Linked DNA regions of Homo sapiens: region 1 is linked to region 2. A link is an interaction called in ENCODE POLR2A ChIA-PET data of the cell type or tissue named here. Cell type or tissue: Caco-2. All regions are shown on one strand. Each heading gives the region's core, and the rest is flanking DNA. Links, peaks and the distances in the headings are about the cores only.

The links. Peaks named below come from ENCODE experiments on the same cell type or tissue, not always from the same donor. Only the 100,000 strongest peaks of a DNase experiment are listed, where the experiment ranks them.
Region 1: POLR2A ChIA-PET joins it to region 2 with 5 read pairs; 5 of 35 experiments call an interaction of 5 or more read pairs at or near these places.

The regions. Positions count from the first base shown.
Region 1 is chr2:69,646,202-69,652,626 of GRCh38, reverse strand. It overlaps a transcript of ANXA4 not described here. Among named protein-coding and RNA genes, the nearest start is that of AAK1, 5.7 kb to the right of the region's middle. In Caco-2, for the core only: no CTCF peak of the experiment used is centred there; no DNase peak of the experiment used is centred there.
Region 2 is chr2:69,786,616-69,793,040 of GRCh38, reverse strand. ANXA4 (annexin A4) reads right to left here. Exons shown (of 13, transcript NM_001153.5): 3 at 4,900-4,987. It overlaps SMANTIS (SMARCA4 interacting SWI/SNF chromatin remodeling complex scaffold lncRNA), which reads left to right. Exons shown (of 3, transcript NR_164155.1): 2 at 2,605-2,776; 3 at 3,115-3,492. Among named protein-coding and RNA genes, the nearest start is that of SMANTIS, 9.2 kb to the left of the region's middle. In Caco-2, for the core only: no CTCF peak of the experiment used is centred there; a DNase peak (open chromatin) is centred at 3,660.

The sequences.
Region 1 (6,425 bases), core at 1,494-5,493, 140 kb after region 2:
TCAGCCTCCCAAAGTGCTGGGATTACAGGTATGAGCCACCGCGCCCAGCCTTAGTTCAATTCTTTAATGTGCCCATTCCAGTCAGCACAACCGGTTTTCAAAATGAAAAGTCTTAAGTTCTAATTTAAGAAGTCATCTGACTAGAGATCCCTAAGCTTCTCCCAACAACCTATTAAAAGTCTTTAAAAGAAAAAGATTGACTCATAGCAACACTGCTCATCTAAGGATGAGTAAACAGAAAAAAATTACAACCACCTCATAGGTTTATGAGAAGATTCTACAGCATATAAAAAGAAAACACAGCACTCAAGATGAGGAAGAGGCTGGGCGTGGTAGCTCACGCCTGTAATCCCAGCACTTTGAGAGTCTGAGGCGAGTGGATCATTTGAGGTGAGGAGTTCGAGGCCAGGCTTGCCAACATGGCAAAACCCTGTCTCTACTAAAAATACAGAAAATTAGCTGGGCATAGGCCTGTAGTCCCGGCTTCTTGGGAGGCTGAGGCAGGAGAATCTGTTGAACCTGGGAGGCAGAGGTTGCAGGGAGCTGAGATTGTGCCACTGCCCTCTAGCCTGGGTGATAGAGTGAGACTCCATCTAAAAAACAAAAAACAAAACTACTTTATGTTTGCAATAAAAATTCAATAAAAAGGCCGAGAATATGGGGGTTTACGCCTGTAATCCCAGCACTTTTGGAGGCTGAGGCAGGATTGCTTGAACCCAGGAAGTTGAGGCTGGAATGAGCTGAGATCACGCCACTGCACTCCAGCCTGGTCAACAGAGTGAGACTCTGTCTCCCCGCCCCCCCCCCCCAAAAAAAAAAAAAAAAAGCCGGGCGCGGTGGCTCACGCCTGTAATCCCACCACTTTGGGAGGCCGAGATGGGGGGATCACGACGTCAGGAGATTGAGACCATCTTGACTAACATGGTGAAACGCTGTCTCTACTAAAAATACAAAAAATTAGCTGGGCGTGGTGGTGGGAGCCTGTAGTCCCAGCTACTCCGGAGGCCGAGGCAGGAGAATGGCGTGAACCCGGGAGGCGGAGCTTGCAGTGAGCCGAGATTGCGCCACTGCACTCCAGCCTGGGCGACAGAGCGAGACTCTGTCTCAAAAACAACAACAACAACAACAAGACAAATGGATACTAAAAAACAGGTAATATATGAAGTATACAGATTGAGGTAAAAAGGAAGAGCTGGCAGTAAGGCAAGTAAGAATCAAAAGAAACTAGACAAGGTAATGAAAATCTCTAAGAAAACAAAAATACGTCTTGCTCTGTCCCCTAGGGTGGAGTGCAGTGGTGTGATCATAGTTTACTGCAACCTCAAGTTCCTGGGCTGAAGCAATCCTCTCGCCTCATTCTCCCAAGTGGGTAGGACTCTAGGCACATGGAACCATGCCTGGCTAACATCCTCACCTGTTCTTTTCCTCATCTGTTTGTTTTGCACCATATTGTTTAGTACATGGTAGTTCACTACATACTGATTGAATAAAGGAACACTCTCAAATCAATTCTTAAAAATAAATGCTCCAATGGAAAAATGGAAGAGGATACAATTTAGAAATGAAGAAATATACACAACCAATAATTACTACATTATAAACTCTGTGAAGGAAAACACATGTCCATCTTCTTTATCATATTTCCAGTGCCTAGCATTGTTTTGGTATATAACAGATTCTTAATAAACAACTGATGAATAAATAAATGAACAAGAAAAATTGTTCAGCCTCACTAATTTAAACAATGACAACAAAAAACACCATTCCTACCTAACAAAATGAAATCGATTTCTTTTTAAACTGCACAAACTCAGTGCTGGCAAGGGTATGGAAATACTTAGGATTTAATGCCTTCTTTTAAGATCAAAAGCTCTAGCTGGGCACAGTGGCTATGCCTGTAATCCCAAGCCTTTGGGAGGCCGAGGGAGGAGGATTGCTTGAGGCCAGGAGTTCAAGATCAGACTAGGCAACATAGAAACACCCTGTCTCTACAAAAAATTAAGAAATAATTAGCTGGCTGTGGTGCTGTGCACCAGTTATACAGGAAGCTGAGGTGGGTGGATCCCTTGAAAGCCTCAGGTTATGATCATGCCACTGCACTCCAGCCTGGGTGACAGAGCAAGACCCTGTCTCAAAGAAAAAAAAAAGGATACAAAAACCACCAAAAGCTCCTTGAAGGCAAGGAGTGTAACTATTTTGTTTATTGTAATAAACTTTCTAAAGTCTAGCACATGGTGCTTAATAAATATTTGTTTACTGGATCAGTGAATGGAGAACAAATCAATATCAATCTCCTGGAGGGTACTTTGGCTCTCTAGCTGTAAAAACATTCATACCTTTTGACCTAATTATTCCATTTATAACAACGTAGCCTTAGAAAGAAAATCATGGGGCCAAGCACGGTGGCTCATGCCTGTAATCCCAGCACTTTGGGAGGCTGAGGTGAGTGGATCACCTGAGGTCAGGAGTTCAAGACCAGCCTGGCCAACATGGTGAAACCCTGTGTCTACAAAAAATACAAAAATTAGCCGGGCATGATGGCGGGTGCTTGTAATCCCAGCTATTCAAGAGGCTGAGGTGGGAGAATCTCTTGAACCCGGGAGGTGGTGGCTGCAGTCAGCCGAGATTGTGCCATTACACTCCGGCATGGAAGACAGAGTGAGACTCCGTCTCAAAAAAAAAAAAAAAAAAAAAAAAAAAAATCAGGCCAGGCACAGTGGCTCACACCTTTAATCCCAGCAGTTTGGGAGGCTGATGCGGGTGGATTGCTTGAGTTCAGGAGTCCAAGACCAGCCTCGGCAACATGGTGAAACCCTGTCTCTACAAAAATAAAAAAATAAAAAAATAAAAAGCCAGACGTGGTGGTGTGAGCCTGTAGTTCCAGCTACTCAGAAGGCTAAGGTGAGAGGATTGCTTGAGCCCAGGAGGTCGAGGCTGCAGTGAGCTGAGGTTGTGCCACTGCACTCCAGCCTGGGCGGTAGGGCGAGACACTGTCTTAAAAAAAAAAAAAAAAAAAAAAAAAAGAAAGAAAATCAAAGAAGCACACAAGAGAATACAAGAGAATATTCATTCTAATCATATAAAAAGTAACATTTAAAAATAAAACATTTGACAGTAAAGCACTGATTACTAAGCAACTACTAAAAGAATATTTTTAGAGAATATACAATGAAATAGGAAACTATGGAATGAAAAAAATAAAATATAAATATATAATGTGATCTAATATAGTAAAAAAGGTACTTATATATGGAAACATGCTAAAAGGAAATTGATCAAAATGTCAATAGCAATTATCGCTGAGTGGTAGAATTATAGCTGATTTTTATTTTCTTCTATCTACTTTCTTCAATGAGCACATAATTACTTTCTTAAACAAAATCCAAAACCAAAATCAACTGGAAAATAAGAAGACAAGGCTCAGTTTAAAAGAGAAAATTAGGCTGGGCGCGGTGGCTCACACCTGTAATCCCAGCACTTTGGGAGGCTGAGGTGGGCAGATCACCTGAGGTTGAGAGCTCGAGACCAGCCTGACCAACATGGAGAAACCCCATCTCTACTAAAAATGCAAAATTAGCTAGGCGTGGTGGCACATGCCTGTAATCCCTGCTACTCAGGAAGGCTGAGGCAGGAGAATCGCTTGAACCTGGGAGGCGGAGGTTGCGGTGAGCCAAGATTGTGCCATTGCACTCCAGCCTGGGTAACAGAGCAAAACTCCATCTCAAAAAAAAAAAAAAAGAAAAGAAAGAAAGAAAATTAAAAATTAAAAAAATCAAGAAACGTCTTTTTTTTTTTTTTTTTTTTTTGAGACTGAGTCTTACTCTGTCTCCCCAGATGGAGTGCAGTGGTGCACTCTCGGCTCACTGCAAGCTCCGCCTCCTGGGTTAAAGTGATTCTCATGCCTCAGCCTCCCGAGCTGGTATTACAGGTGCATGCCACCATGCCCGGCTAATTTTTGTATTTTTAATAGAGACGGGGTTTCACCATGTTGGCCAGGCTGGTCTTGAAGTCCTGACCTCAAGTGATCCACCTGCCTCGGCCTCCCAAAGTGTTGGGATTACGGGCATGAGCCAGCATGCCTGGGCAAGAACTGTCATTTTTTTAAAAAGGACATGGTTCTTACAAGTTCGCTTCTGCTAAACAGTGGTTCTCAAACTTGAATGTGTATTAGAATTACCTGAAAGGTTTGTGAACAGAAACTGCTGCCTCTGCCCCTCCCTCTTACTCAGTAGGTCTGGATGGGGCCCCAAAATTTGCATTTCTAACAAGTTCCACTTCGCTAAAAGACGGCAACATAGAAAGCCCATATGGTGTAATGAAAATGATGTGGGTTTTGAGGTCAGTCTTGGCTCTGCCCTTTTTAAGATGTTTTGTAGAAATAGTTGACAGACTCTAATCCTGCTCAGCCTCTGTTTCCACACCAATAAAAGTAATGCACACTTCATAGATGTATTGTGAGGGTTAAATGGTATGATTAAATACCCAACATAGTGCTTGACTCAGTTAAGGATTTTAATTAATGGTGGTCCCCTTTCCTTTGATTTCCTCAAAGATACAGCACACTGGGTTTATGGTAACATGATTTAGGTGTACCACAGGTCAAATCATTTCCTTCAAACTTAACAAACCATACATGTTCATCTGCTACTAACAAAATCTTCATTGTTCATCTATAAAATTGGGAATAATAGTGTAACAGTATTTTCTTTGATAAAATAGATAATACTGTCTACTTTGTAGGCAACCATGAAGATTAAATAAAATAATATCAGTCAGGCACGGTGGCTCACATCTGTAATCTCAGCACTTTGGGAGGCTGAGGTGGGAGGATCACCTGAGTCCAGGAGTTTGAGGTCAGCCTGGGCAACAAAGCAAGACCCCATCTCTATTTTTTATATAATTATTTTTTTTAAAAAGTGGCTGGGCGTGGTGGCTCATGCCTGTAATCCCAGCATTTTGGGAGGCCAAGGTGGGTGGATGGCCTGAGCTCAGGAGTTCAAGACCACCCTGGGCAACATGGTGAAACCCTGTCTCTACTAAAATACAAAAAATTAGCCAGGCATGGTGGCACACACCTGTAGTCCCCGCTACTCGGGAGGCTGAGGCACAAGAATCGCTGGAGCCTGGGAGGCAGAGGTTGCAGTGAGACGAGATCACGCCACTGCACTACAACTTGAGCTACAGAGTGAGACTCTGTCTCAAAAAATAAATAAATAAATAAATAAATAAATAAATAAAATAAAAATAAAACAATAAAACAATATATATATATTTTTTAAATTCCATAACTGGCATATGGAAGATACATAGTGTTAACTGAAGAATCCCAAGGTTTATAAATTTGGAGAGGGGAGCTTTACTTTTTATAAAGGGTTGCAGCCTGCAGGCTGGTGATCCTGACAGGCTGGGAAGTGTAGACTCTGGCAGAGACTGAAAGCAGGTATTTAGAGGGAGGAAAAAGTGGAACACAAATTTATGCCAAATGAGTTGGCTAAGAATACACACTTAAGTTACAGGAGCTTTGATTATTCACAAAGCGGGGGGCAGCACATGCATGCATAGTGAGCAAACATGCATGTTACATATGTCCTATGTTCTCTTTGGGGTGGAGATTTAACATTTAAATGCATTACAATTAGGTGAAGCAAAGGACATGAAGACACTCAGTGCACAGCCTCTGAAAACCAGCCAGAACCAGTCTGTGGTTGGTAGTCTCTTACTAGGATGTTACTGAAATCAGTCTCTTGTCCAATCAAAGAAATAGTTATGGTTTGTGGAACAGGGGTTGGGGGGATACAGTTAGTCAGCATCTAGTGGTCAGTGAGCTACAATTGATTCAATATTGCTTATCTCCAGGCCAGTGTCTATTTAGCTACCAGAGAAAAAGAAAAACCTTGTGGCAGTTAGAAGATGGTTTACTCTTCAAGTGTAGGGATGTGTGACTTAACCCTTGCCTGACACAGCCTTAGGTCTTGTTTATAATTTGGCATCTTATTGCCTCAAAGAGTCTGTTCCATCGGTCATATGATCACTATTGTAACAATAGTAAATGGCACTTTCTTTTCCCACTCCCTTTGACTATTTACCCATAGCATCTTCCACACCTAGTTCAAAATTCATCTAGGATACTTCAAATCAATCTTTCCACCTTAATCAGATAGCTCTGTTTTGTGTCACATTTAAAGTAAATTATTTACTTTAAGTACTGCTAAGAACACACTCTATGTAAACTATTATACTGGATGCCCAAGGAGATAAGTAGAAGATGGTTCTCTGGCTTTGAGGTGTTTGGTTGAGACAGCAATATACATTAAAAGTTGAACAGGAATGCAAAGCAGCATGGGACAAATTATACAGAAAGTGTGATAGTTTTGAGATTATAGTGGCTGATCTGTTCATTATTTTGTACTCAGGAACTAAAAAAT
Region 2 (6,425 bases), core at 1,305-5,304:
ACCTCGTGATCCGCCCGCCTTGGCCTCCCAAAGTGCTGGGATTACAGGCAGGAGCCATTGCGACTGGCCATAAAACTACTTCTTTATTTAGCCTTTAAAAACTATCAACGTGCCTGCTTCACAATTGGTAGCACCTGGGAACATACGGAAGCAACCAAGCCCCTAACTATGCTGAAAGGAGTCAAACATTATCTGCATCCAGCACATAATTAAAACAACCTAACAGGTTTTACATTAAAGTTAAAAATTACTAAAAGTTACCATTATAACATGTGATTGAAACTACTGAACATGGAATTACATGGAAAGTGTGTAAAAACAGTAAAAGATGTTTTTATTTAAAGATTATAAGAGGGCATGGAAATGTATATTTTGCTTAGAAATAAAGAATTGTCTTAAAGTAGAAGGTTTAAGCAAATTGTAAAAAAAAACTGTAAAAATCTTGCAAAAAAAAACACTGCGTGTAAACATATTAACTAAATGCAAAAGGGCATTATATGGTTTTTTTCTGTAAATTAATCACTGAAATAAAAGCACAGCAAGGTTTTCTTAAAATGCTAATCTACTCTTTAGCAAAACTTGTCAAGGGTTATAACAGGTATGTGAAAATCTCACTTCATGGTCAAACTGGTTAAAATTAAATAGGATTGTCTATAATGTTTCATTTAAAATTAAGTTTAACATTAATAGCAAACTAATGCAAGGGTAAAATTTAACTTTCTCTCTTAACACGGGATTTTCATGGAATAGAAAAGGCTAATGAATGGTTTTTGCTTTTTCAAATTTCTGGCTCAACATTTTGGCAAAAACAAAAACTTTTGGTAATCTAAAATTCTATTTCATAATATCAAGTGTTTTAAATTTTAAATATACTTAACAGGCTTCCCAAAGTCAAACTTTAGTCTCAAGTCTGTCTTTCCTAACCCCTGGCTTTTGGGTGCTGCAGAGGACCCCTGAAGCATCTAGAAGAGAGGTAAACAGTATTATTTAACATGTTGAGGTACATAAAATTGCCAAAATGATGTCTAATACTCTTCAGGTTATACTTTAGGGAATAATATTAACATGTGTTCCAAAACTGTATGGGATGTCTATGGTTCTAGTGTCTGAATATGTGCTATTACAATTAAGGTTGTTATGCTGGGTTTTTGAAAAACACAAAAATAACCAAATTTCTTTGTCAATTGTATTTCTGACTGTATCCAAACTGGACATTTTGTCATTTACAGACAATTGTTGTTTTGTTTTAATTCTCTTCAAAAGATGGTTCATAATCAAGCCATGGGACTTTAACAAGTTCTCTCCAATGCAGGTTTGTCATGACCAAAAAATGTATGGGACTCATAAAAGGCTAAAATGTTTATAAATATCAAAACAAAAGTTAATGGAATGAACTGAACTAATAGAAAACTAAAGCAATATTCTTCACTTATTCTTAGAACACGGCTAATCCTTATTTTATTTTTTAGAGTCAAAAAAACTTGTCTTAAGCTAGCTACAGCCTTTGATAACTAAGCAAAGTGTACTACTATAGGCAAAGTTTGGAGCATGTTTATGTCTCTCTGCCTAATTCCTGTAGAATTTGGAAACTAGTTATAAATATTCTTAAATTACAACAATATAGTTGTTTGAATCAGTGCAGCAAGAATCCATTTTCTCTTGCAACAAAACACAATTGGAAAAACTGGTTGTTTTACCAAGGCTTTGACTAGAAGGGTATATTTCCCTTTAAGGAATCAAGCTTAACTTGCTGAGCCAATAAAAGCCCCTGGGGAAAACTGGCCTCATATCTGTCTACACAGTCTCCATACAGGGTTCCTGACCTGCAGTGAGTAAAGAATGTCACTTTCTAACAGGCCTAGGAACCCCATGCTTCTGGAACCTCAAGAAGGAAAAAAATTTATCCAACTCACAGGTATTTAAAAGTACAAACCTATGGCTGGGCTTGGCTTTAAAAAGTCCTATCTAAAATTCCTCATGGAACAAGGTTCCATCAAAGCCAATCTAAGAGGCTTATGTAAGGATGATTATTCTTGCTGTACTTTATGCAAATAATTAGGCCAAGTATAGGACTGAAGTCTGTTTTGCAAACAACTCAGTCCTATCATAGATTATTTTTAACAAAAATGAGGACTAGAGAAAGAGAAATTATGTTTTAAGACTTATCATACATCTGTTATTAACCTGTAGTCCCATCAGTTGTTTTTAAGTTCTTGCCTACATTTTAAACTAACCCTGCTTACTCCTGTCAACCAACCAGGAATCTCTGGCTGCAGCTCAGAGAAAACAGAAAGGCATCGGTAATAGAAAAATCTGGAAACATGTTCTAGTTCTGGGCAATTATCCTACAAATCCTGCCAGGTAAACTAGAACCCCAGGGTTTCTCCCTTTTTTGGGAAAGTAAGACCAAGGAAGCTAAACAAAGCCAAGCCCCATATACCCACTTACAGCAGCACAACCCATCTGAATGGCTCACAGGTATCAAACAAACTCTGTTGTCATGGTTACGGCCTATAGTGCCCCCATTAATAATAGTAATCTTAATACTCATATTTAGAACCTATATTCTAAACCTCCTTGTGAAGTTTATCTCTTCTCGCTTAGAAACCATCAAGCTTCAGATGGTGCTGAAAATGGAGCCGAAAATGAAACTGCCCTCCTACGAGGGACCCTTAAATCAACCCCAGGAGGAGCCCTAGCTGCTGTTCCCCACACAACGCCACTCTCCAGCAGGAAGTAGCCAGAAGAAATCGTCACCCAGTTTCCCCTAGCAGCAGTTATGGATTTCATTCCTGAGGGGGGAAATATGTTATAGGAGGCAGAAAGAAATGATTTAGGTAGACATTTAGGGTAAAGTGAGTCCCCAGCAGAAAACTTTCCTTTTAACAAAAAGCAGCTCAAAAATAGCTCCCTTTCTAACCTCATGCAGTTCAAAAAAAAAGCACTTCTCTTCTAACAACAAGCAGCCTGAAAGTTCAGGCTGTAAAACACAGAGAAGATGGCTTGAGCACAGAAAGGGAGGGGGAAGTCTCCTGGGTAATCACCAAACTTCACATTTACACAGTGGGCCCCAGTAAAACAGTGGGTCTTAATAAGCATATTCCTTCCCTTTAGGCGCAGTAAGATTGAGGAGCTAAAAACAGACTTGGGTGGATGTCTGCAGCTGCAAGAAGATGTGTGGGAACAGACACAGAAACTCTCCCTCCCAGATAAGCAAGACAAAGAAACACAGAATAAGAGTCCATCTATGTGGTCAGAGAATGGGATAAGAGCTGATTTAAAAAAACTCTGCTCTATATAGAAGGCACACCTGGTCCCAACCAAACCACTGGACCCTAGGAGGATAAGACCTCCTCTGCTCATGAGCCCCCTCCTCAGTAGCCCATTTATAAAAACCCTGACAATTTTACTACCACTTGGCAACCCGCTCGGGACCCCTCTCTGTGATGGAGAGCTGTTCTTTTCTTTTGCCTATTAAACTCCTGCTCCAAACTCACTGTGTGTGTGTCTGTCTGCAACCTCAATCTCCTTGGCCATGACACCAAAAACCTTAGTATTTACCCCAGACAACAAGGCTGCTTCACCAGCCTTCTCACATTAAATTCCACACATTGCATGTCGGTGCTGTCACAGCTGTGTCTATCACCACAGCAACAAGCAGACGGACTCAAGGCAAGAATGTGGACTTAGTGCTGATGACCCCGAGCTTGAGATGGGATCTGCCTAGTGTGAGCCATGGCTCAGTTTCACTCACTGTGCGACTTGGTGAGAGTTACTCGGCCTCTCTGGGTCTCAGTTTCACATCTGTAAAATGGGGCTAAAATAACAATAGGAATAGCTGCTTTCACTAAATCACAGGTTGTTGCATATATCCAATGAGATAATGTCTGTGAAACTGCTTTGTAAATCTGTGGCACCATATACACACCAGCACTAATTGGAAAACAAATACATTTCTAAAATTTAATATGCAGATTCATGATGTCGTAATTCAAAGCAGGTTTAAACAATAGGGGAAATCCATAATGAGTATATTAAATTTATCATTCTTTATTAAAGTGAAGAACTAATGCCCCTCCCCATCCAGTTTGTCCCAACTTATCTCAACTTGTTCCATGTGTTTTCTTTCCCTCCCTCCCTCCCTCTCCTCCTTCTTTCCTTCCTTCTTCCCTTCTTTCCCTCTTTCTTTTTTTTTTTTTTTTTGAGATGGAGTCTCGCTCTGTCGCCCAGCCTGGAGTGCAGTGGTGCAATCTCAGCTCACTGCAAGCTCCACCTCCCGGGTTCACGCCATTCTCCTGCCTCAGCCTCCTGAGTAGCTGGGACTACAGGCGCCCGCCACCACGCCCAGCTAATTTTTTTGTATTTTTAGTAGAGACGGGGTTTCACCGTGTTAGCCAGGATGGTCTCGATCTCCTGACCTCGTGATCCACCCGCCTCAGCCTCCCAAAGTGCTGGGATTACAGGCGTGAGCCACCGTGCCCAGCCTCTTTCTTTCTTTTTTGAGATGGAGTCTCACTCTGTCTCCCAGGCTGGAGTGCCATGGCGAGATCTCAGCTCACTGCAACCTCCACCTCCTGGGTTCAAGTGATTCTCCTGCCTCAGCCTCCCAAGTAGCTGGGATTACAGGTGTGTGCCACCACGCTTGGCTAATTTTTTTATTTTTAGTCTAGATGGGGTCTTGTCATGTTGGCCAGGCTTGTCTCGAACTTGTGGCCTCAAGTGATCTGCCCACCTCAGCCTCCCAAAGTGCTGAGATGACAGGCATGAGCCCCACACCCAGCCTCCCTTGTGTTTTATTAAAGGAAGACCCACGTGATGGCCAGCAGACATGGCACCCTCCTGTGTGACCCTGTGATGTGCAATGCACGCAGGAGGATTCACTTCCAGCAGGACACATACCGAGCCCTTTCATGGCCTTCCTCAGGGTCTGGGCATCTTCCATGGCATTGAATCCTGAAGCAGCTTTGACAGTACCTCCTTTGGTTGCCTGAGCACACAAGAGAGTGATGTTACTGAGAGGCAGCCTCTCACCAACACGGAGGCATCTCATTCGGCAAACATTTGTTGAGCACTGACCATAGCCTAGATGGTATTCTAGGTGCTAGGGGTACAGTAGTGACCATGAAAAATTAAGCTCTTGCTCCCCGGGACTGATGCTCTAGCTCATGGGAGGCAGACAGTAAACAAGCCAACAATTCACAATTCCATAAAGTGCCTAGGGGTGAGCATTGCTGTGAAGCAGATAGAGAGGTCCTGCAGGACCCATTCTGAGGAGTGACATTGAGGTTAAGAGCTGAATGAAATGAAGCAGCTGCTCATGCAAAGATGGAGGCAAGGGTTACAGGCAGAGGAAACAGCTCCTGCAAAGGTCCTGAGGCCGGAACTAGTTTGTAGGGAAAGCAGGACAGAGGCCAGTGTGGCTCAAGTTGGTGGGCAAGGAGTGGGGGGAAGACAAACTACACCAACGTGGAACCCTGTTCTCCCCAAAAGGGAAAAATATCAAACCTGAATCCAGTCAAGCCTCTAGAGCCAAAAACAAATTTCCAGTAAACAGGAGAAAGGAGAATGTTAAACCACACCAAAGGGTTGCAGTCAGCAAAATCCAGACTCTCAGACACAGCACTTAAAAAACGATCTAGTTTCTTCGACAAATAAATTGCAAGGAGAATTTAAAGAGAGAGAGATGGAAGGGAACTACAGTTTAAAAGATATGAAAAGGAACATCAATGATCATAATGTGAACCTGTAGTACCATAATTTGGATCCTAAATTAAACAGTAAAAAGCAAAAGACATTTATGAGACGATGGAAATTTGAACATTGACTTGACATTTGATGACACTAACGACTTGGTTTTAACATTTTTAGGTATAAGAATGGCATTATGGTGATATTTCATTTTTAAAAGAGGTTTAATCTATTGAAATAGTTTACAGATGAAATGAGATGTCTTGGGTTTGCTTCAAAATCACACAGGTGGAGAGAAAGGGGAGGAAGTGGATATAAAGAAGAAACAGGCCGGATGTGGTGGCTCACCCCAGTAATCCCAGCACTTTGGGAGGCTGAGGCAGGCAGATCTCTTGAGCCCAGGAGTTTGAGACCAGACTGGGCAACATGGTGAAACCTCATCTCTACAAAAACATACAAAAAAATTAGCTACACATGGTGGCACAGGCCTGTAGTCCCAGCTACTCAGGAAGCTGAGGTGGGAGGATCTCTTGAGCCCAGGAGGTGGAGACTGCAGTGAGCCGAGATCATACCACTGTGCTCCAATCTGGGCGACAGAGTGAGACCCTGTCTCAAAAAAACAAAGACAAAAAACAGGAGTGACCATGAGTTAATAATTATTGATAGGTACACAAAGGGGTTCCTTATAGTATTCTGTTTACTTTTGTATATGTTTAAAGTTTTCCATAATAAAAATA